3 separate regions of the Homo sapiens genome follow, and all the other regions are linked to region 3. The links are chromatin loops, found by intact Hi-C in ENCODE. Cell type or tissue: PC-3. All regions are shown on one strand.

What was found. Peaks named below come from ENCODE experiments on the same cell type or tissue, not always from the same donor. Only the 100,000 strongest peaks of a DNase experiment are listed, where the experiment ranks them.
Region 1: a loop joins it to region 3, with 6 times the contacts of the local background. A loop is called at or near these places in 15 of 110 quality-filtered maps.
Region 2: a loop joins it to region 3, with 13 times the contacts of the local background. A loop is called at or near these places in 4 of 110 quality-filtered maps.

Annotation. Positions count from the first base shown.
Region 1 is chr2:7,093,163-7,101,162 of GRCh38, forward strand. No RefSeq gene overlaps it. Among named protein-coding and RNA genes, the nearest start is that of GRASLND, 180 kb to the left of the region's middle. RefSeq lists an enhancer at 4,344-4,473. In PC-3, CTCF peaks have their summits at 4,275 (motif pointing right) and 4,488; a DNase peak (open chromatin) is centred at 4,269; H3K4me3 peaks cover 688 bases.
Region 2 is chr2:7,114,543-7,122,542 of GRCh38, forward strand. No RefSeq gene overlaps it. Among named protein-coding and RNA genes, the nearest start is that of GRASLND, 200 kb to the left of the region's middle. In PC-3, a CTCF peak has its summit at 4,681 (motif pointing right); no DNase peak of the experiment used is centred here.
Region 3 is chr2:7,667,345-7,675,344 of GRCh38, forward strand. It overlaps LOC101929510 (a long non-coding RNA gene), which reads left to right. Exons shown (of 5, transcript XR_007088657.1): 3 at 217-426; 4 at 503-580; 5 at 6,502-7,112. It overlaps LOC107985848 (a long non-coding RNA gene), which reads right to left and starts at 4,941. Exons shown (of 2, transcript XR_001739272.2): 1 at 4,738-4,941; 2 at 4,327-4,563. RefSeq lists a silencer at 4,734-5,028. In PC-3, a CTCF peak has its summit at 4,927 (motif pointing left); DNase peaks (open chromatin) are centred at 4,897 and 6,737; H3K27ac peaks cover 1,103 bases.

The DNA of each region.
Region 1 (8,000 bases), 570 kb before region 3:
GCCTCACAGGTACCCCTTCCTTCCTTCCTTCCTTCCCCTCCCTCATTCTCTCTTTCTCTCTCTTCCTTTTCTTTTCTTTCTTTTTTGCGTGGTGTGAATACTTTGGATCTACCCCATTAGCAAACATTTTTAAAGAGAGAGTAGAGCTAATTGAGCTGAAAGGAGTATTTCATGTATATCTCAGGTTCTGCACTTCTGAAATGGATTCCAAATAGTGTGTGGATCCTGGAAGTCCTTATAACCTTCTCTGTATTTATCCTTCTGTTCTCTGTCTCACGTCAGGTCAGGAATGGACAGGAGTGAGCAGGACGGAGTGCAGGCATCCTTCTTGGACTGGGAGGACAGCCTTGGGAGGACAGTGTCATGGGCTCTGGGAGCATCACCCAAGGCTAATGGGCTCCTGCAGATGCTCCTTGCAGCAGCAGAGTGAGGCCAGTATCTTGTAAAATGTTCCACAAACTTCTATGCACCTGCAGGCATGTGGACAATGGATAGGAACCCACGGTGGGCAATTCAGAGTGTCTGTTCAAGGAAATTGTATTTTATGTTAATGCTCATTGTTTTCTTGGAACTGGATAAAACCTGGCAGGCTCCTCTGTGGAGCATTATTAGATTTTCGGAATAATTTTTCTTTGTTGAGCGCACTTAAACTGGGTACTGAGACTGGTTCCTTCACCCCCACCCCAGGAGGCCTAGAGAGGAATCACTGGCCTGAGCCAGAAACAGGAAAGCAGGGGAGAGAGGAGGCGACGGTGGGGACGTGTTCCTCGATGTGCCCATTTCCTAGTTGTTACGTGTATGTGTGCATGTGTGTGCCTGCGTGTGTGTCCGTGTATGTGTGTGCGTGTGTGTGTGTGTGTGCATACATGCTCAGCAGCACAGCCTGGTGAAGGGCCTGGAGTGGCATGGAGGGAAACGCAAGGTGAATCTGAAAAAGAAGGACCACCACAGCTGAGAGAAATTTGCAGGAGGGAAATGTGGGGGAGAGCTTGGAACTCTCACTGTCTCTGGAACGGGGGTCCAACAAGCTCACCTCAGCGGCTTGAGGGTTCTGATCACTGCATCTGCCGTGTCCTAATGTTACAGTAGGTAGCTAGTCAGGCATGAGCAGGGCAGGGGAGGGCTCCCCACCCACACACCAGGAGTGTCTGGTGACGGTCAGGTGACGGTCAGGCGGTTGTAAAGTGTCTCGCTAAAGTAATAATTGGTCACAGCTGGCACCAGGGAAAGGCCGTCTCCAAATAAAAAGAAAACACCTAAAACTGGTGATCAGCAGCTTCCCAATAAGATCTCAGGAAGTGGGCGAGTGAGCTCAAGCATGTGCATTAAGAGGCAAAGTGATGGAGTTTAACTGTTGTATGACCTTCCTGTAGGAATGCTAGTCTGGTAAGGAAAGAATGCCTCAAATAAGCATGCATACAGCTCCAGGAAACACATAGCACACGCTCCACTCCCAACTGCTGGCAGGCCACTGTGCGTGCAGACAGCCCGCCCCAAGGGATGAATCGGGAGAAGGGACACAAGACCCCGGAAGCATGCCAACATATACAAGCCCAAGTCAAAAGGTCAAACCCTGCACTTGTCCTTCAAGTTACCTGCTTGGGCCTCTTCCAAGTGTACTTTCCTTCCTTGTGTTCCTGCTCTAAAGCTTTTTAATCAACTTTCACTCCTGCTCTAAAACTTGCCTTGTTCTCTCCTTCTGCCTTATGCCCCTCAGTTGAATTCTTTCTTCTGAGGAGGCAAGAATTGAGGTTGCTGCAGACCCGTAAGATACGGATTCGCTGCCGGTGACACTAACATAGATGCTGAGCAATAATCCAGAGCAGATACCAGTGGCCTGAGTAGGGGGTTGTGTGACGGAAGGAAGTGTGTTCTTTCAGGATACACTTAGAAGGCAGAATCAGTGGGACATAGTGACTAACTGATGATGAATCCCACATTTCTGTCCTGGGCACCTGGACGATGGTGGGGCCTCCACTTGGTGTGCAGGACTCAGAAGATGGAGCGTATTTTAAGGGAGCAGGAAACTGGCAAGTGTAGGTTTGCCCCAGGGAGTTCAAGGTGCTGCAGAATATCCAAGTGGAAAAGTGACCAGTTGACTCAGATTCTAGGCTTCAGGGGAGACACCTGGGTTGGCAACATAGCTCTGGGAAGATTAGTTTATACTTTGAGACCTATCTGAATTTTTCCATGTGAAAGCATTTAGTTTCATGGATGGAGATGAGTGCATTTGGGTGGGGCAAAGAGGAGACAAGCTCAATGAGCAAAGAAACCCTGTGAGGAGGGAGGGCAGGGCCCTGCTGCAGGGAGAGGAGGCTGGGGGGGAAACATTGCTCAGGGACACACACTATTAAGGCTGTCCTGGGGGTGGCAGGGCCTGTCAAATAGAACTTCGCTTCATGCTGCCTTATCCTTCCCGGGTATGAGCAGGTGTTTGGTGCCTCTTCTGTGCCGGTCAGTAGATTCCCCAGACGGGGCAGTAGAATATCTGGGGGCAGCTGGTCACCTCATACACAGGGCTCAGGAGGAAGCGTCTCCTAAGTCCAAGTGGTAATTTTTTTTTTTTTGAGACAAAGTGTTGCTCTGTCACCCAGGCTGGAGTGCAGTGGCACGATCTTGTCTCACTGCAACCTCCGCCTCCTGAGTCCAAGTGATTCTCCCGCCTCAGCCACCTGAGTAGCTGGGATCACAGGCATGTGCCACCATGCCCAGCTAATTTTTGTATTTTTAGTAGAGACAGGGTTTCACCATGTTTGCCAGGCATGTCTTGACCGCCTGACCTCAAGTGATCCACCCATCTCAGCCTCCCAAAGTGCCGGGATTACAGGCGTGAGCCACCGTGCCCGGCCCACGTGGTGAATTTTAAGTGAGCGGCAGATCCTGGCTCTTCACCATCACTTTTTCCCGTGAAAGACATCCAACGATTGAAAACCTTTGAATTTTTAGCTGGTAAAAGCCTCAGCATTTACTTAGCAAATATTGAGACATTGGATGGGAAGCTTCTGATGTTTCAGGCACTGTGTTCCCTGTTCTGAGGAATAAATAAGATACTTCCCTGTAGGATCTCAGAGATTAGCAGGATGATGAGGCAGGAAAGGGGCCAGGTACTAGGCATGGAGTCCCCAGAATGGGGCACAGGGCTGGAAAAGGCCGGGGAGGACAAGCTTTCCTCCAAGGAGAAGGAGGGAGGTGGCTTTGAACCGACCCTAGAGAGAGGCATGGTGGTTTAGCAAAAGGACCCTGGGGTAAGCCATTTAGGAGGCACAGACTGGGGCCAGGTTTTGTTAGCAGCGGAAGGTCTCTGAGTCACAGGGCACCAAAGTATGTTAGCAGCAGCAACTCCGGACCAGTCTGCAGCAACCTCATTCCTTGCCTCCTCGGAAGAAAGAACTCATCTGAGGAGCATTAGGCAAGGGAGAGACTGAGGCAAGTTTCTGAGCAGGAGTGGAGGTTTCTTAAAAAGCTTTAGAGCAGGAATGAAAAGAAGGAAAGTACACTTGGAAGAGGGCCAAGCAGGAGACTTGAAGGACTAGTGCAGGGTTTGACCCTTTGACTTGGGGTTTTATATGTTGGCATGCCTCCGGGGTCTTGCGTCCCTTCTCCCCTGATTCTCCCCTTGGGGTGGACTGCACGCATGCATGGTGGGCTGCTGGCGCTTGGGAGGGGCGCATGCGCAGTGTGTTTACTGGAGTCGTACCCATGCTCCCTTGAGGCGTTCTTCCCTTACCAGCCGAATGTCCCTAGGAGGTCATATGCCACTCACACTCTGCCATTTTGCCTCTTAGTGCGCATGTGTTGAGCCCACTCACCTCACGCCGGAGGAGATCTATCTGAAAGCTGCGGGCTTCAGGTGTTTCTATCTATTGGGAGATGCCGTTCCCTGGCGCCGGCTGCAAACAATTATTATTTTAGAGAGACAGCTAACCAACCGCCTGACCACCACCTGATGGTCGCCCGCCCCTCATGGTGGGGTGGGGGCCCTCTCTGTCCTGCTCTGCCTGACCAGCTACTGACCTAACAGTTTGATGTCCTTGTGAGCCATGCTTAAGGAATTTGAACTGGCCCCTATATGAAATGGAGACCACTGGCAGATTTAAAATTGGGAGTGAAATTTAAATTTCTATGATTTAGAAAGACTTTCTGGCAACTGGATTGGACTTGGAGGATCCTGAGTGCCGCCAGATTGGTTGGGGATGCTGAAGTGCGCAGGACGCCGAGGCTAAGGGGCAGGAAGGGACGGCCAGCATGCAGCGCCACGATTCGGTCAGCAGGTGGCGCGCGAGCACCGCGTTTAACCAGTTTCTAGGTGCGCGTGCTTTGCTGTCTTTTGTTACCATTTTGTTTGTTGTTTGTTTTGGTTTGGGTCTTTTTGTTTTGCGTGTGAGTGATGGATTTTTGTGTCTGCCTTGAGCTCTTCCACCCTATGCCTACTCAGCCTTCTTCAACTTGTGATTTTCTCCCTCCCTCTCTCCACCGTGAGATTAACCAGAATTAGACAGGGCAGCTTAGACAGAGAAAGCAGGTGTGCAGTTTCAGAAAGACCACGTGGCTACAGCCAGCCCAGCTGGCCTTATGTGCCCCACCGTCCTCCACCAGAGCTCTGGAGCCACTTGTCCTGCCCTGGGCCCAGCAGGCATCACAGCCAGTGGGAGGGGCCACAGGCTGCCCTGGGGTGTGGAGAAGCACCCCCTAGCTCCCCATCCCATGCACTCTGGTCTATTTCTTCCTACATCCCAGATGGACTCACCCGATTCAAGAGGCCCCCATCACATCAGCTTCAGCCTTCATCTTGGGAGTCCTTAAATGCAGGACTCAAGAGTCTGCATTTGTTCTTAAGGACAGGAGATTTGCTTTAACTCAGACAATTTCTCCTTATAGACTCCTTTCTTCATAGTAGAAAGAGAAGGAGCCCCCAAAGGCACATCCTCCTAGCAGGTGGTTCTGGCCCCTGTTCTGCCAGTCATCTGCATGCAGCCCAGGCGTGCCACTCAGCCACACTGATTCTCAAGGGCCTCACCAGGAACGTTTTTATCTTTGCCCTATCCTCCAGGATGATGAGAATAAGAGAAAAATAAAGCAAGTATCGAAATTTCTCCTAGAAAAGTGTTTTTAGTAATTTATACCATTTAATCCTTGGATGGGCTATTTGAGCTAGGATTTCTGTTCTCATTGCCTTTGACATTTAATGCCTATGAGACCTTGGGCAACTTCTACCTCGCTGACCTGTAGGTTCAGGTGGAGTTTCTTGCTCAAGTTATGTGCTCCACACCCATAAAATATGGATAATAACACAAATTCATTAAGGATGCCATTAATTGAAAAACAAAGTTGGGCTTAGTATTTCTTATGATTAGTATACTGTCTTAATATCTAACCTGATCGCCAATCCACACTTGGATAACAAGAAGACCTCTATTTTTTAGTCTTTGTTTTGTTTCTCTTTTTATTCTAATTTTATTTTTTAATGGATAAATAATTGTAAATATTCACAGGATACATAGTGATGTTTCAATACATATAATGTGTAGGGATCAGACAAGGTTAATTAGCTTATCCATCGTCTCCAACATTTATCATTTCTTTGTGTTGAGAGAACTCATTTTTTATTTTTTCCATTAATTTCTTAAAAATTTACATCTGTGGAGTACAGGTGCAATTTTGTTACATGTACAGGTCGCATACACTTCAGCAAAGACACTTAATCTGGCACTTATCAAATGCCAGATGCTATTCAGTAAAAGGTGTCAGAGATATTTGGTTATTTATCTTAAGGGTGAGACTTTTGCACTGCAAAGCAAAGTCTTATCACAAGTAAAAAATTTCTGGCCCAGCAACATGAGTGATTCCAGACCATTCTCACGCTGAGGGGCTTGGCCCAGCCACTAGGTTGGGATCAAGGGGCAGTGTGCAGTCTTGTAGTCAACTGGAAATTGGAAGGAAAAAGTGAGAAGACCTTAGGTTTTGCTTCTGGGTCTGTGCCATTAACCAGCCGGGTGGTCTTGGGTGATTCACTTCATGCCTTTGTCCACGTTTCTTATTATTAAAGCAGGACTGTCACCTTTCTATGCCCTCTCACAAGGCTCTCCTGTAGGCCAGATGGAGATAGCGATGGAAAAAGTATTCTGCAACCATAGAGAGCTCTGTAGATGCAGCTGTTAATAAGTGGGTGACTTAATTCTTCGGACGGTTCACAGAACTCTTCTGTAACCTGCTGCTATGTGAAGCACTGGGCAAGAAACAGGGTAAGAGAGTCAGAGCTGAACAAGACTTACTTTCTTCTCTAAAGTTGCTAATATAGAGCCCTGCGGTTTGATAAAATGTAAGCCCATTTATTTATTAAGTTTGTATTCCCTAGATATATTTCCACCAAATAGGAAGATGATTTCATTTTAAAGCTTTAAAAAGAATATACATAAAATATATGCCCTTGGGCTTTATTTTCCATATAGGACCATTTTACTTACCTTGAAAATCTATTTCCTCGATGAGCATTGCTGTGAGGTTTTTACTAGCTACCATATAGGTGATATGGTTAGGCTTTTTGTCCCCACCCAAATCTCCTCTTGAATTGTAATCCCCAGGTGCTGAGGGAGGAACCTGGTGGGAGGTGATTGGATCATGGGGGTGGTTTCCCCTATGCTGTTCTCATGATAGTGAGTGAGTTCTCAGGGGATCTGATTGTTTATAAGTGTTTGGCAAGTTCCTCCTTCACTCACTCTTCTCTCTCCTGCCACCATGTGAGAAACGTTCTTGCTTCCCCTTTGCCTTCCACCATGACTGTAAGTTTCCTGAGGCCTCCCCAGCCATGCAGAACTGTGAGTCAATTAAACCTCCTTTGTTTATAAATTACGCAGTTTGGGGTATTTCTTTATAGTAGCGTGAAATCGGACTAATACAGTAGGTGAATTCTTGCCCACTTTATACCTCAGTCATACTGAACTTAAAAGGGTACTAGGCCCATGAAATCATCTGTGGCCTTTGAATTCTGGAAACATTCCTAGCTTTCTTCTGAAATCACAGCAGGCTAGTACATTTAAAAATGGGACTACTAACTTTTCTTCATCTCTGCCTGATTATTATCCATTGCTTATGTATTTTTCACATATGGGTTATTCATTCTTTGTCCTCCAGAATCATGCCTGATGATTTTGAGAGATTTATCCTATCTGCATGCAAAATGTTGCCTATTTTCTCCCAATTTCATTTTAAGTTACCTCTTCTTTCATCTCCATAATAATTATAACCATTTTCCTATTAACAATTTCAAATCTTTCACCTGCTTATGCCTTATTAAACAAAAGGTTAATATATTTGTGAAAGCTGCAAATCTAAGCACCATGTCACATGTATACCTTGGATGAAGAGCAGCATGGTGGCTGACTGTCACTATTGCCTGCACTGCCCAGCAAGTAGGTGAGATTTTCCTCTGGGAGATCTTTTTTTCCAGTCTAAGAAAGGTCTAAAATTAAAAGTTTGTGAATAGAAAAAAAAATGTACACTCTTGTCCATCTCTATTGCAGTAAGAGTTTTAAATCAAGAATAGATCTGTGATTTTATCAAAGAGTTTTCCTGCTCTTACAGAAGGATTACACAGATTTACCTTTGTGTCCACTCAAATGGTAAATTGTATTGGTAGGTTTTCTAATATCAAATCACCTTGCATTTCTGGGAGGAACTCCACCTGCCTATGGTGGTTGTCTTTGGATGGGATTGGATTGTATTTGCTAATATATATCAAGAAATTTAATATAATTATTTAAAAGTGCAGGTGACCCACAGATTTCTTCTTCTTGCCTCTTCATTGGGTTTCAGTTTTATGTGTTGCTAGCTTTACAAAAGCATTTGGAACTTTTCCTCCCCTTCTCCCTTCTCCCTCTTCCTCCTGTCTCCTCCTCCTCCTCCTTTTATGTCTCCTGTTCACAGAAACATTTAATATTCAAGTAATCTGTTTCTCAAAGATTTGTTAGAAATCTGTTAAACATACAGGGCTTGGTGCTCTT
Region 2 (8,000 bases), 550 kb before region 3:
CAGGAGGGTTTCTCAAACTTAGCTTCCAGCCCTTTCCTTGTGTTTTAAATTTTATCTATTATAGTTTTAATTTCTATAAAAACTCTATTTTAATATAGAGCTCTTTGGTTCTCTTATTGTTTGATTTTCATAGCATTCTGTTCTTGTTTCATGAATACAGTATCTTATCTCCTTGGGGATATTAAATCTATTTTTAAAAGTTGTTTTTCTACTTATTGTATTGCCTCCATTTTCTTTTTCTCTGCTCTTACATTTTGATTTGTCTTTCATGTTGGAGGCTTTCCTCAAATGGCTAGTGCTGCTTGGTTTTCTGCTTAAAAACTCAAATACTAAAAAGCTGATTGGAAGGTCTATGTGTATGTGTGGCTTATTAATTGGCAAGCTTCACTTAGAGTCATGTTGCTTGGGATAGACAGGATGGTGCCCTAGGACTGTATCTTACATGTTGGGCTCTTCCATTCTCCAGAACAATTCTCTCATCGCCTGCCTGGGGTGTGCTGAGACCCAAGGAAAGAAGGAGGTTGGGAAGACTTCCTCTTTGTTATGATGACTTATTTATTTCCTGTGTCTTCAGCCTCATACTTTATCTTTTCTCTCTTCTTTACCAGCTACCTCTAAATCTAGAGACTCTGGTTCAATTTCTCCATCTTGTCAACACCTGGTATCCCGCCTGGACAGAGGAGTGTTGTTTCACTACTCAGGGTGGAGCACTTGGGCTGGAGTGCATGCTCTGTCTGGGAGTCTAATTAGCCTTTCTTTTTTTATTTTCTCTTGTGACTACTGCTTTCAGAAGTAAGTGGGGGTTCCAATTTCTAAGATTTTCTATGGCCTTAATAAACAATTGAATTTAACATACAACCATTTTTATTTATTTATTTTTGGATAAACAACAGACACTGAGCACAGTCCATGTGTCAGCTACGCTGGGCATAATCTGGGGAATGGGATTGTTTGGTGAGGTGAAGTATCAGTAGAGGAGCATGCAAGAGATAATCAAGAATTAATTGAGAACAGTCAGGACAAAACCAATCAGAAAAGTCCCTATGTGCTGTACCTTAGAGGTTGAATTCATTTTGTGGGCAATGGGGTTCCCATGAAAGGTTTGAAACAGAGAAGTGTAAGTGTCTGGCAAAAAGCTCAAAGAGAGCTTGCACACAACATTTCTCCATCTTCTTTCATTGTCATTGCTTTTCCTCTTTGTGCCCCCATTCTTCTTCCCGTTTCTTCCTTTATAATCTTCCTCAGAATAAACACTTTCATGTATAAATCTCTCAATGGATTTCTTTTCTTCGATTTTGAAGTATTGTATAATCATCTTTTCACCAATTTAGGTACTCTTGTTTTATGCAATTTTTTTTTAGTAACAGGCACAAAGAGTTTGATTGTTTGAAGCCGTTTTTTAATTATTGAAATGAACAGTTTACACCAATCAAAAGAAGTCAGTGCTTGGAATAGCTGCAAATGAATAGACAGAGAGATTTGGAGCATATTCTGATAACTGAACAGGAGGACAGCTTCAAGATTTGTGACTCAGGGTTGTCCAAGATTCCCATATTTTGAAGATTTGCAGGCGAGCCCGCAACCTGTTTAAAATAAGGCTCTCCTGTCTCAAATGCTGATCACACTTGTCCTATGAATAGACAGAGCGTATTTTATAAATGTCATCCAAGGGAAGGTCAGAGCTCCCCACCTGGTCCTTGTCTTTACCAGCTGTGAAAAGAGAAAGTTGTGAAGAAAGAGTTTCCAAAAAATTCACATCTCTTGACACATATGAAGAAAAAAAAGAAAATGAAGACAAATTTATTGAACACCTACTATGTGCAGGGCACTGAGCTGGGCACTTTCCCATGCATTTATCTTATATCATGCAATCATGCCAAGAGGCAGGTGGCTGTAATCCCATCTTCAAATGACAAAACGGAGAGTCAGAGATAGACAGGTCCATAACACAAAGCTGGAATGGGGAAGAGCAGAGTCTGCGCCCAGGGCTGTCTTTGTTCCCCAGCTGCATTTTCAGGTTCCAATAGAGTCTGAATCCATCCTATGGCTCCTTCTCATCCTACACTGCAGAGGGAAAAAGAACTCCAAAATGCTACTGCATATTCAGAGGGAAAGCATGTCTCCTTAGTGCCTACTCGTCAGCAGTGACAGTCTGTCTTCCCCTAGCTTGGTGCAGAGGGTCAATTTAAATCCTCTGAAGTGCCAAGAGCCCCATCTGCTCCTCCATCTGAAATGGGAATATTTTGCTCTTTTTTTTTTTTTTTTTAAATCTTGATTTGGTCTTTTGCTGTTTGTGTTGCAGCCTTCAGCCCAGATGCCAATAAGGAGGAAAATGTATTAAGTGATAAGGGGCAAATCAATGAAATTAAAATGAATGAGGGGGGAGAATCTGATATGGGGGCAAAAAATGAAGTCTCCCTGTAACAGCTAGTCCAGGCGTACCAGGGAATGCGAGCAGGTTCCTATGCGATTCCAGCAGACACTGACTAGAACCACACGTCTGGGGTAGAGGAGTCAAGACAGCCCAGGTAGATGTGCCAGAAACACCTTGAAGAGACTCTGCCTGAAGACACAGCCCGCTCTGTGGTACAGCTGCTGTTTATTAGGGATGCTCATATTTTATGGATGCGAGCCTGAGAGGGGAGTGCTGTGGTATGTTGGAATCGCAGTTTATCGGTTTTACATCCATGTGCAAAGCTACGACTCTCCACTGTAAGAATGTGAGCACAAAGTTTCAGAGAATGGCAGAATTACAGAGCTCTGGGCTAGCATGGGGGGAGTGTGTGGGATCAGGGACTCATGGAGCACTCACTAGGAATCGCAGGAACACGGGAATCAGCCTTGCCGTGAGAACCAGCCTTGCTGTGTGCTGCTAGCTGACTTCCAAAATCCCCCTGGGCCTGTTTCTTCAACCAAAAAATGGAGCTGAAGATGTATGTCACAGCAAGCCGATGTAAGAAGCAAAGAAAATGACTGTGTTTAACATATTGCCTGAAGATAACAATGTTTTATTAATGATTTTCTCCTAATCAAAAGCTCTTATTTTATAGTCGTGAAAGGAGAGACCTACAGAAGTAAAATTATTATTTTCCTTTTAAACAGTGCAATATTAGTTTATCTTTTTGCATTAATCAATGCTTTCTCAGATGAGCAGTCACCCTTGATCCTCACAGTGACTGTGAAGGAGCCCAGCAGGCCGAGGCACCCTCATTCTGTAGCTGAGATGCAGATGTGGGGTGCTGGAGCTTGAAAGCTCCGTGGGCTGGGGATCAGGGCGGCTTGCCCTGTGCTTGGCAAACTGCCCCCCGACGGTCTCCATGCTGCCAGGGAGTCTTCAAGGCTGCTTTGGGGGAAAGTAGGGACCCTCATCTTATATTTTATTATTATAAAATTATTATAAAAATACAAAAATATATAATATATAATAATATATATTATTATATATGATATATTAGAATACTATATAATATATTATATAATAAATATATAAAATATAAAAGTATTATAAATAATTTTATAATTAGACTTCTATGCAGGACTGTGTTTTGTATATGCAAAACAGATTCAACAGATTTCTTTAAAAGTTTAAAAACTCTTGAGTTATACTGATTTCTTGACTTGATGCACACAGAACAATGACTCAACTTGGAGAGGTGAAGACATCTCCCAGGTCACCCAGCTGCAGACAGTGCTCTGCCCCTCCCAGCAGGACTGTCACTCCTGCCACCAAACGACGACTCTTCCTTTTTAGGTATTAGTGGCATGTAATTGATGGATTCCTTATCAGGGTCAAAATGAAAGCTGAACCTTATATACATACAGGTGAGAAAATATTTTTGGAACCCCAAAATAGTCATTTTGGAAGTATTTCCATGACTACCTGGAAAACAGGTCGTTTCAAAGATTACCTTAAAAAAAAATCTATACGATAAGAAGTTGAAATATTGCAGAAACTTCAAATCCTGCCTTATTTAAAAGTTAAGGTGAATTAAAATAGTAGTGATAGAATTGTTTCCTAAGATACAGGGCAAATGGGAAATAGGCGTAGATGCCAAATGTTTCCTGTTTGAATTTCTAGGGCGTTAAAGGAATCAGGGAGCTATGTTGTTGAACGTGTCTGCAATGTCAGGTGAACTCTGGTGAGCCTGGAGCAAACAGGATTCTTTTTCACAATGCAGGGCAGACAGAAGAGTGAGGCCATTTCTCATTTCTCACTCCCCGCACCCCATGGTGACAGGACCTCAGCAGTTCCATCTGCAGGTGCCAGCTTCATTGTGGACAGACTCTGCTCTAAGGATGCCTGGTCTCAGTGTCCTGTGTTTCGACGGAGGTGCCCAGGGACAGCTCTGACTTCTCAGAGTCCTGGGTGGAGAGGGCCACCTGTTGTTTAGTCTTTTCTGGCAGGGCAGACCCATGACCAGGCTGCTTTGTGCCAAGCCAGGGGGGTCTTTGATTTCTTTGTTTCTCAACCAAGCAGACATTTTCTTTCCTTTTATTTATTTCTTCCTATCCCTGGCCTCTCATTTGATTTTTTGCTTGTTCAGCACAGCAGTACTTATTCCCTGCAAAATGAATTGATTTCTCCTTCCAGATGTTGGAAATATGAAAGTAATCTTGGCCCTACAGAGAATTGTCTTTGAGAAATCACCCACTTTGTCCTCAACAGCAGGTGTCACTGTTGTAGCAGAAAACCCTGCTGCTTCCAGGGCCCGGGCCAGCCCAGAGATATTTTTACCCAAAAGAGAAAAGGCCCAACATGAGATTCAAACTTGGCAAAAGAAATTCCAAAATGAATGTGAAACCTCATAAAAGGCTGTAAATTATCAGCGTGTCTTTAAACGCTGAGCCCAGGACTTTCAGCACCCATCCCTTGGGAAGAGAGACCGTGGGACTGGTCCCAATCTGCAATCACTCATGATCTCATCCATCCTGCAGCCCCAGGGCTGCTGTCCTGGCCTCACAAGGATGTAGAGGAGCAGTGACCGAATCCCCTCCTTGTCTCCTGGACCACAAGCCTCAGGGGAACACAGGGAATTTTGCTGTGCACGTGCTGGTGTCTGGCGCTCCAGGATTAGCTCTCCTGAGGACACTTTCAGCAAGAAGCTTGTATGCTGGAGCTCACAGGATTACGTGGTTTGCCCAAGGACACTCAGGTCATGAGTGGTGGAGCTAGAAGGAAAGCCATCTTTTGCTAGGCCCCACTGTTTCTTCTATGTATCTGGTATAGCTTGGACCACAGGGATAATGTGGTGGATGTAAACATGACTTCTCCCAGTTCTCTATGCAGAATACAGCATTGTTAAGTGAACCCAATTTAGATTCCCTTGTGGCCAGGGCATTTGGTGTGGCTGGGCCAACACCACTGGGAAAGGTGGTAATGGTTTCGAGATTCAAAACTATATTTCAAAATGTGCTTTGTTCTTTGCAAACATGGTCATTCACTTAAAGTTCAAACATCATGAAATACAAATAAGAAGTCAGAATTTGTATACCTTTAGGTACACAGGAAAACTGCTATGTCAGTAAATTGGGCCTTGACATGCTAACATACAGCTTAGCACATGGCCATAGAATTTAAGTACAGTGTGTTCACATCTGAATAGAGAAAACAAAAGAAATGAAGAAAAATTGGGAGAGCCTGGAGCTGGAGACCAGATGGGCATACAGCATGATCCATCATCTTCTCAAGCAGCGTCTCTCATCCCCAGCAAGGCCTGTACTGAGGGCTGGGTTGGGATTTGGGGTTGCTGTTTAGCAGAGTGGCTTATTCTTTTTTTAAATTTTTTTATTTTACTTTAAGTTCCGGGATACATATGCAGAACGTGCCGGTTTGTTACGTAGGCATACATGTGCCCTGGTGGTTTGGAACATGCCGGTTTGTTACGTAGGCATACATGTGTTATGGTGGTTTGGAACGTGCCGGTTTGTTACGTAGGCATACATGTGCCATGGTGGTTTGGAACGTGCCGGTTTGTTACATAGGCATACATGTGCCATGGTGGTTTGGAACGTGCCGGTTTGTTACGTAGGCATACATGTGTTATGGTGGTTTGGAACGTGCCGGTTTGTTACATAGGCATACATGTGCCATGGTGGTTTGGAACGTGCCGGTTTGTTACGTAGGCATACATGTGCCATGGTGGTTTGGAACGTGCCGGTTTGTTACATAGGCATACATGTGCCATGGTGGTTTGGAACGTGCCGGTTTGTTACGTAGGCATACATGTGCCATGGTGGTTTGGATCGTGCCGGTTTGTTACATAGGCATACATGTGCCATGGTGGTTTGGGACGTGCCGGTTTGTTACATAGGCATACATGTGCCATGGTGGTTTGGAACGTGCCGGTTTGTTACGTAGGCATACATGTGTTATGGTGGTTTACAACGTGCCGGTTTGTTACGTAGGCATACATGTGTTATGGTGGTTTACAACGTGCCGGTTTGTTACATAGGCATACATGTGCCATGGTGGTTTGGAACGTGCCGGTTTGTTACGTAGGCATACATGTGCCATGGTGGTTTGGAACGTGCTGGTTTGTTACATAGGCATACATGTGCCATGGTGGTTTGGAACGTGCCGGTTTGTTACATAGGCATACATGTGTTATGGTGGTTTACAACGTGCCGGTTTGTTACATAGGCATACATGTGCCATGGTGGTTTGGAACGTGCCGGTTTGTTACATAGGCATACATGTGCCATGGTGGTTTGGAACGTGCCGGTTTGTTACGTAGGCATACATGTGTTATGGTGGTTTACAACGTGCCGGTTTGTTACATAGGCATACATGTGCCATGGTGGTTTGGAACGTGCCGGTTTGTTACATAGGCATACATGTGCCATGGTGGTTTGGAACGTGCCGGTTTGTTACATAGGCATACATGTGCCATGGTGGTTTGGTGCACCCATCAACCCGTCATGTTGGTTTTAAGCCCCACATGCATTAGGTGGCTCATTCTTAACATGCAAGCCAGGCCCACTAAGGTAGGGCTGTGGCATCTGCAACACACCAGGACAGAGACCTCATTTTTATCAAGGGGAAGAGAAATCAGAATATTTGTTAATTAAAAAGTACTAGGTGCTCAGGATTCCTCAGAGGGAACAGATACATTTTTCCTAGAAGATGGAGGTTGTCTCGGTTGACTGGCTCAAACTCCACATCCCCAAAACAGGGCTAAAATTCTGAATCTGGAGCCAGCTGTGTAACCTTAATTAGTCATCTCATCTTTCCAAGCTGCATCTTCTGAATCTGAGAAATAGAATTTATAACACTATCTACTTGATGGGGCTGTTATGAGGAATAAAGGAGAAAATGAGTATACATCCTTATATACAGCAAATGTCTAACACATGTTAACTAAGGATTTATTCATAATAGATGAGGTGAATTCATACTTGGTCCTGCTTTCAGATGGACACAGCTTCACGGCTAGAGGGAACTTGGCTGTCAGAGGTAATCGGATGTCTTATCCCGTGAGGCACCGTGATCAGTGTTAGGGGTTGTTTGGAGTGCTGTCCTGTGTAGGATCCTGAAGCCTGATCCCACTTAAGTAGACAAGAGTTTTGATCTTAATTATCAATGCCTGTCAAGGGCATAGGAGAGAGAAGTGACATCACGGGGCTACATAGTCCCAATTTCATTCCCAAATTAGTTCAACAGCCTTATTTTCAGACAAGCCTAGAGTGGTCAGGAAAACTTGGAAAACACATTTTTCAAGCTAGTTTTGTGGCTAATGGAGGCCAGATCTCAGTCTCGCTATTTCTCATTCAATTCTGCTGCAACCACTGCCCCTCCATGCAGGAAAGGCAATTCACCTCCATCAGAAATAGAAAGCGCCCTATACAAGAAGGTTAGTGATACCCCTATGTTATTTTGCTCAAATCTTTGGGTTCAGGGAATAAATTCCTTAACTGCAAAGTGGAATTTCTTTAATTACTCTGCCCTCATCTGTACTCCCAGGACAGATCAAGGCACTGTGAATTTTGCTAGGTGTCCATCA
Region 3 (8,000 bases):
CTATCCATTAAGTCGAATTATTTTACTTGTGTTGGAAACATTTTAGCAATCAAAACTGGGTATCTTTTTAGGTTTAGAGGAAAAAATTAGGGCTCAGGTTTTGAGAGTAGAGAAGAGGAAGTGAGATCTTGAGGAAGACTTTGATTGAAGGTCATTCAGATAAGCTTTTTTTCTTTTTTTTAATTTGTCATCTTCTTTGGGATGCTGTGTTTATAGGTGAGATCACGTGATGATGGAGAAGGTCACCAGAGCCAGGCACCTTGTCCACACACAGGGCTTCCTTCCTCCATGACTTAACCCAGAGATGTAGACGGCGGGGTCAACATTAAATACCACAAACAGGCAAAAGAGCTTCAGACAGAAGGATCATCTTCCTGAAGACAAAATAATCATCATCCTTTGAGGGCAAAGTGGGCAACGTTATGGGTATGTAAAATTGAGAAGCAGCTTTCATGAGTCCTGATTTATTTATTTAAAAATCTAAATTTATTTTTTTCCTTAGGTATCTTTTGTTTTGGAATGGGACTCTACACTATGGGATTTCTAGTGGAGAGGACAGTTACCAGAGTCAGCACTGGAGGTATGGGAATTTCTAAGCTAGAGAACTGCAGTAGGGAAAATTGAAAGATGCTATTTTGGGGGTCTCACTGATAGTTATGAAGCTTAAGTGTTTTTTCCTGGTGTCTTTTTAAGAAGCATATGTTAGTTGTATGCTTTATGATATAAAAAAAGATAAAGCATGTATAGGTATTTTACAGGCAGAGCAGAGATGGGGATATTCTGAATGCCCTTACCCCCCAGAAAACAAAAGTTAAGCTACATATATTTTATAAAGTAATAGGAGAGGATACATCTCTAGGAAAAGTGGGGAGATAATGCCCATAACGTAGCTAGGGCTCTACATTCCCTTGTTCAAAATCAACTATGATTGCATTTTACAATGAAGAACGCACACAGTGATTTGCAGGTAAATATTTAACAACAAGCTCGCCAAATAAAAATTGCTAGAATATATATACATGTATATAATGTCATTATAAACTTTACTCATATAAAGGATGTATATCACACAATTTACAAATAATAAAATACACAATACTCTTTATTGCAAATTTTACATAAGCAATTAATTCTTACAGAATACTTTCACTGATTTTTGCCAAGCTGCAGTATCTGTAGCCAACCTATGGTTACAATTCAGTTATGATTTGATAATTGAAACTGAATCCCTTTCTGCTCTTTCCTCATTAAATTTGTTATCATTAAGTCCAATATGTGATCTATTGTTAAACTAGTTCTCATTCTCATACAAACTATTATACATTTAGTAAATCAAAGTCTGTTTCTGGTTCATTGCTATGTATATCGGAATTTCACCCTTTGTTCAATGATGTGAGGAACTTTTTGTCTAATTGGATAATGGTATTCAAATACAGGAAGAATATTTCTTCAATATCTTTTGCTATACACAATGTAGTAGCTACATGCACAGCACACTATTAGGTTTAATCTGCATTACTGACATTTTCTGCAATACTTTCTTAAGTCTAGTCAATCAACAGAGCATTAAATCAAGTTTTGTTTTACAGTGTTTGCCAATTTCTGTTTTATAAATATTTCTACCATGCTCAATTTCAAGCTACCAACATGATGTCACTGAAGGCAAAGTTGGACAGAGAAGTTATAATAGTACACTTGATTTTTAATAATGACTGTGTTTAACAACCAAATTACAAAATTGCTGAAAATTTAACCCTAGGCTCTTGCAGGCTGGTGCAAGTCAACTCAAACACACCACCAGGGCACCCACTCTCCCCATTTCCTCCACTTATCATCTCTTTTGGAATAAAGATATCATGTGTGTATGTTTACAAGTATGTAAAAATTACATAATTTTACAAAATCTTATTTAAGTGAAGCTTAATAAAGCATTCAATAAATTGAATTGAATGGATGCACACTTAATGAAGCTAGTTGAAAAAATAAAATATAAACACATGGAAAGTTTAGTAATATTTGGAGTGAGTTTCGCTTTGTGCCAAGGGAGATTTAACAGGACAATATGGCTTCTAAGAAGGGTGAGGACTTTCTGTATAGCCTAGTAGGGGTGGGCAAGGAGGTTAGCCTGAGCCTAGAAAAGTGGTTAAGATTTGGGTAGGTGAAGAGGGAAAAAAAGAATAGTTCAGTCATTAACTCAAAGAATATGTATTGATTGATTACTAGTAACCATAAATATTAAATTTTATATCATTAACAATCTTTAAAAGGGTACAGAGTTTCTCCAAAGAATGTTTTAATCTTCTAAGCAACTGGCGGGACACAAATAAATGTCAAAAATCAGTTACTTAAGGAGTTTTAAATGTCTAAATTTTAAAAATTAACCACAGTGTCTAAAAGCAAACAAAAATTGTTTTCCTTATATACTATATCTTTAAAAATTCTGTGGAGAATAACAGCAACAGAAACTTATGAGGAAGCCAAAAATTGCTTGTCAGATTTAGGAGATATACAAAAACCAAGTGTTTTGTTTTGTTTTGCTTTGTTTTTTAATTTGGTCTTCAAAGGAGGGAGAAGAAGGACACATGTAATTAAAGGTCAAAATGATAATAACTTGGCTAGAATTCATTTTCATTTGCAGACTGGCACTTGTAGGAATTCCCTATTAGCCCAAAGACTAGCCTGAAGTTAGTTAGGCATTATTTCCCAAAGTAAGAAAAGTTAGCTTTCATTTCTAAAGCCAGGAAGAAAGAATTATAGATCTGTATAAAACAAACATGGATGTGTTTGCCATAAAATGAGAAAAGAGATCTGTAATTCTGAATAAAGAAATATCTAACCTCTAATAGGGAAAATTTAAAAAATTTACTTTTTATTGAAAAGTAAATATGGAAATAAATACGAAAAATAACCAAATTGAAAATTGTTCAATCTGGTTAGTAATGTAATTAAAGGAATAAGATGTCAATTTCTCTTAGAAGGGAAACCAAAGCCATAGAAGTTACTACATTATTGCCTCTTCTGATATGAGATAGATATACTCATATACTGCTATGAATTGCTGCTCATTTATTTTTAGAAGTCAGTTTGACATATGTAACTAGAACCACAATAGAGAAATGGTTAAAGATACTATGGGCCATCTGTCTGTCTGTCTGTCTCATCTGTCTAATTAGTTATCTAGAAAAACCAGTACGGAAAGAAAAAAATAACAAAATGTTAATGAATTAAAAGTGATTTGAGGTCTCTGTTTACATTTTTATGTATTTTTCCATTTTTTTTTTTACATTAGCAACTTTTGCTTTTATAATCAGAAAAAAGAAATCAAAGTTAATTTAGAAAGGAATTGTACTGCTTTTGAGGAGCACAAGCTTTGGATACAGAAAGACCTTGAATTATAGCCTGCTTTGAACCTCTACGATCTGTGCAGCATTGGCTAAACATTTCTTAGACTCAGATCTTCAGTTTCACATCTTTTAAAAGGCATAATAACAGAATGCTTACAGGTTTACCTTGAAAATAGCTGAGCCTACCTTACGGAGTGCTGGACGTGTGGTATGTGTTTAGTGCAGGCCAGCTCCCCTCCCCAGTTCAACACATCCTGAGTGGTATCCACTGACATTGAAAGACCAAAATCAGATCTTTTTGAGTCTCATCAATTCTATCAAAAAAACCCTCCCCCTTGTGCTCTCAACCTAGGAGGGTCAAGCCAGTGGAATGGTAATCATCTTGTGTGAGTTGTCAGTGCTCTCCTAAGCATCTGTTACGCAGGATCACGCTCTTAAGTTTGCCAAAAATTACCTCATTGATAATGTCTGCTGGAGATGCTTAGGCAAAACTTGAAATAGAAAGATAGTCTTTTGGAAGACAATTCCCCACAAGTGTAACCCCAAAGAATGTTGGTTTGGTGACATGGAACAGCTGGAAAAGTAAGACCACATCGTTCAAAAGCATGACAGTACCTCTGCAAATGAGACGAGAGCTAAATATGTGTCTCAGAGATAGGAAGCTAAATCAGAACGCAGCAAGAAGACAGCACACATTCGAGAGAGGAAAAAATGTGAAATCTGCTTCTGGCCATCAGAGGAGCTGATGCAATCCCGGCTGACTCGGGGGACAGCCACGGTGCCAGCTACAGAGGCCACATGGCTTCTAATGAGGCCAGGCCCAGTTGTAGCTCCGAAGAGTGGGTGAGCCAGCCAAATTTCACCCAAGGACAGAAGCAGCCTTAACAGCTGGTGAGTGAATTAACTTCAGGCAAACCGGTTGGACCCAGGTGGAGGGACATTTTGAATCATTCCCTTATGGGTAGAAAAAGAACAAAACATCTTAGGAAACAGAGCTACCATGGCCTCTTTATTTCAGTTTAGTTTCTCCTGTCAGCCTTCTTTGGGGGCCAGGGAAGGAGCTAGGCAGGAGGGAGAAGCTTGGGGGCTTGAGGGACTGTGGAGCGATGACACATCAGTTTGAGACTGCATAAAAGGAGGATGGGGAAGTCAGGGTCCAGGGTGCGCTTGCATTGCAGAGCTGGGAAGGAGACTGCACTTGATCAAGGCAGCATTCCACCTGAGTTAAAGGAAAACATTTTAGGTGATGTGAGCTCTTAAAATGAGATTTCCTCTTAAGAGAACCTCTTCAGCATCTTTTTTATCTGCAGCTCTTATCAAATGCTGGGTCCCTGGCATTTGCACAGTAAATATTGTTGACCTGCTCCAGAGTATCTCTACTCCCAAGATTTACCTGTTTATGGAGTGGGCTGTCCTCATGAGGCCTTGTCCCTGGAAGCGCCCTGCAGAGAGCAGGCTGATCCTGAAGGGACGGAAGAAGGGCTTCTTGCATTGACTGGAAACCTGAATCCTGAGGAATTCAGGGAAAGCCTGCATCCTGCAGTTTGAGCACCATCCTGCCACCTGGTGGCTGCATCCCTAAATTGCAAGGGCAGGTCTGTTTTAACAAGCCTCTAAATAAGTGAATTTGCAAAATAAAGTCATGAGGTGAAGCCATTTTGACAAATGTTAAAGAGAGATGCGAACATCTTAGAAGGATGGGTAGAATTAAAAAAAAAAACATATGTTGTGAGAGAATATAGCTTTTCTGGTGAGAAAGAGGTCAAATCAAATGTGAGTGGGCAGACAGGAAACAGGAGGCTAACGCAGCACCCAGGCGTGGGTAGGATACCGCATACCGCCCTGACATGCAGGTTATTCCAGGAAGATGTCTCTCTCTGTGAAGGCTGAGGTTACCACTGTTCCTACGCAGCCCAGGGAGGAAAGGGGTCTGGTAACATTGTGTGCCTCTCCTTTTTTGACATGCTAATATTTGACCCATATTTAAGTGTGCAAAAACCTTCTCAAGGCAGCACAACATCTTTTGATTTTTTAACATCAGCACTGAGTTTACCTGTTTTTTTTCTTTGGTCACTTTTGTCTTCTTCCTTTCCCATTCTCTTCTTTAGTTGACAAGCACTGGCTACCATCTATGTGTCAACAATTGTGTCATGAGTTTGAGATGGGCCGACAGCACGTGGAACTCAAAGGTGACTAAGGGAGAAAGGAAAGTAAATCAATGATCAGAGTCCAGAGAGCTACATGCAGTGCAACCCATGGTTTTATGGGAGAACCGACAGGGGCACCTCACTCTGGAAGGAACAACGCCAGGAGAGGCTTTGAGGTGCCGATAATGTCCAGGTGATGTGCAAATGTGTAGGAGCTAGCAAGACAGAAAAGCAGCTATTAATGGGGAAGTGGTGTGGGTGACATTTCAAATAGAGGGAATAGGAGGCAAAAGAAGATTAAAAATATATGCTTAAGGAAATGCTGGAACGACTATTTCACATGGCCATGGTGCCAGAGATAAGTTTAGAAGACATGCACAGGATCAGACCAGGGAGGGTGAGCCAGTGGCTCTGCATTTCACCCTGGCAACTCTGAAGTCCTGCTGGAGAATTTTAAGCAGGGGCGGAACAGCCACCTGACAGATACAGATAAACATCCTGGAAAGATCACTCCTGCTGCAGAGAGAAAGGAGCAATGCTGGAGGCTGCGGCTGCCCAGGCCAAGGAGGCCTTCTGAAAAAGTCCATCTGGATGAAGGCGAATTCAAGAGCAGCTTAGCTGGCAGAACTGAAGGACCGTGGTGCTCCTACAGATCATGTGGATGATGGGAAGGGTCTCCAGGAAATGCACAGAGGGTGTGAAAAGTTCCAGGTTGAAATCCTAGGTGCAGGGTAGGCAATGGCCATTTTAGCATTTATGAATGGAAAATCCAGGGTGCACAATGCTTTGAGGAGAGAGTCACTTTGGATTTGCCTCCGGAGTCTACAGGTGCGGTGTCCTTGGGCGCCCAGCCATGCAAGTCTGGGGTCTGGGCTGGTAGCCGGATCTCAGCCTCTTTCACCTCCCTTTTTCCTCTTTTTATTTATTTATTTTTCATTCTTTCCCCTCTCCACATCTCAGTTCTAACCTCTTTGCCTCAATATGCTCTTTCTTGTCTGTTCTTTAAACAGGAACTTGTTTGGAATTGAGCCTTGATTCTGAAAAGAAAGTATCAGAGGGCAGCATTTGAACTGGCATTTAAGGTGTCAACCAGGGGGAATTTGGTGCCGACCAGTAAAAGGGGAGAATCAAAAACAGAAGCTCCATCACCAGGGACAGGGCCAGACTCCTGACTAGAAACTCAGTGGATGTGCTGAATCATTCGGATACTTTCCAGAAAATTATTTTACCTACTCAGAAGGCTGGGCATCAGCCAAAACTGTCTGGAAAACCACAAGGAAAGACATTTCCATGAAGTAACTAGAGTTTTGGGCTTCTACTCTAGAGGAATATAAGAGGAACTTTCTTTAAAGAGTATGCAGGTGGTTCCTTTTAAGCTCACCTGTCTGGTTTTTCAAACAGATCAAGGGGTGATGGCAGGGAAACGTCTCCCCTGGAAATCTCACCCCTCCATTTGCTAAAGAGAAGGAGCTTCAATCCCTTGACAGGATGATGAAACAATAATAAACTGATGTGACCAAGTCTCATGCCAGCAGTCCTACCTGTGGCCCACCCTTCTCGTGGCCAACAATGGCTTTTCTTAAATAAATAAAAATCAAGATTTGTACCACTCCTGCTGTAAGCTCTTCAGTGGCTCATGGATGAATGAACAGGATCACCATTGGCACACAAGTCCCCCCACAGATCACCTACTCATCTTTCCACCCCAGCTTTTGCCATTCTCTCCCCATCCCACAAATCCATTGCCATCCAAAGATAAGAAAGATACCAGATAGGGCTTCCCAGTTGCAGCAGAGTGGACTGTCTTTACACTGGAGGGCTATTCTTCCACAAAGAAGTCTTCTCCCCCGTGGGAAGGGATTGGAGTACTTCTCCTAGGCACTATGTGAGCAGATGGTTGAGAAATGAGCTAGCCCTTGAGCTTCTGCAGCAAGGGAGGGTCCCATCATGAGAGCAGATGGTATGGGAAATGCACCAGTTTGGAATTGGGAGGAACAAGTTTCAGGCCTGACTCAGATACAGATACTTGCCATCATCAGTATGCCCTTGAATGAACTATAAAGTGTCTCTGAACCTCTGTTGTCTCCTTTGCAGTGTTGAGCCAAGGTTATATACCACACAGGGATTGAGGAAGAGGAATTAAGGCAGCGTACATGGAAGTGGCTGGCTCAGTCATCACTGGCTAAACGCTACTTGAATTCCATTCTAAAACTCCACATAGAAAGGCAATTTGACAAAATTTGATCATCCCTTCACCCCAATTATCACCCCGTGAACTTTTCTTCCATTTATCACCCTTGGATTTCGTAGCTCGGCACACACAGTCTTTCTCCCTCTCTCACTTCTTTCTTTCTCTCCTTTTTTCTTCTTCTGTTAAACCTAAGAAATTCTAATGCTGAAGAGGGTTTTCTTAAGGTGATTCTCCTGGAAAAGATGACTCTTTAAGCAAAAATTCAGACTTTCTCTAGAGTGACCGAGACATGTAGGTGGCGGTAGCAATACAGGCTGA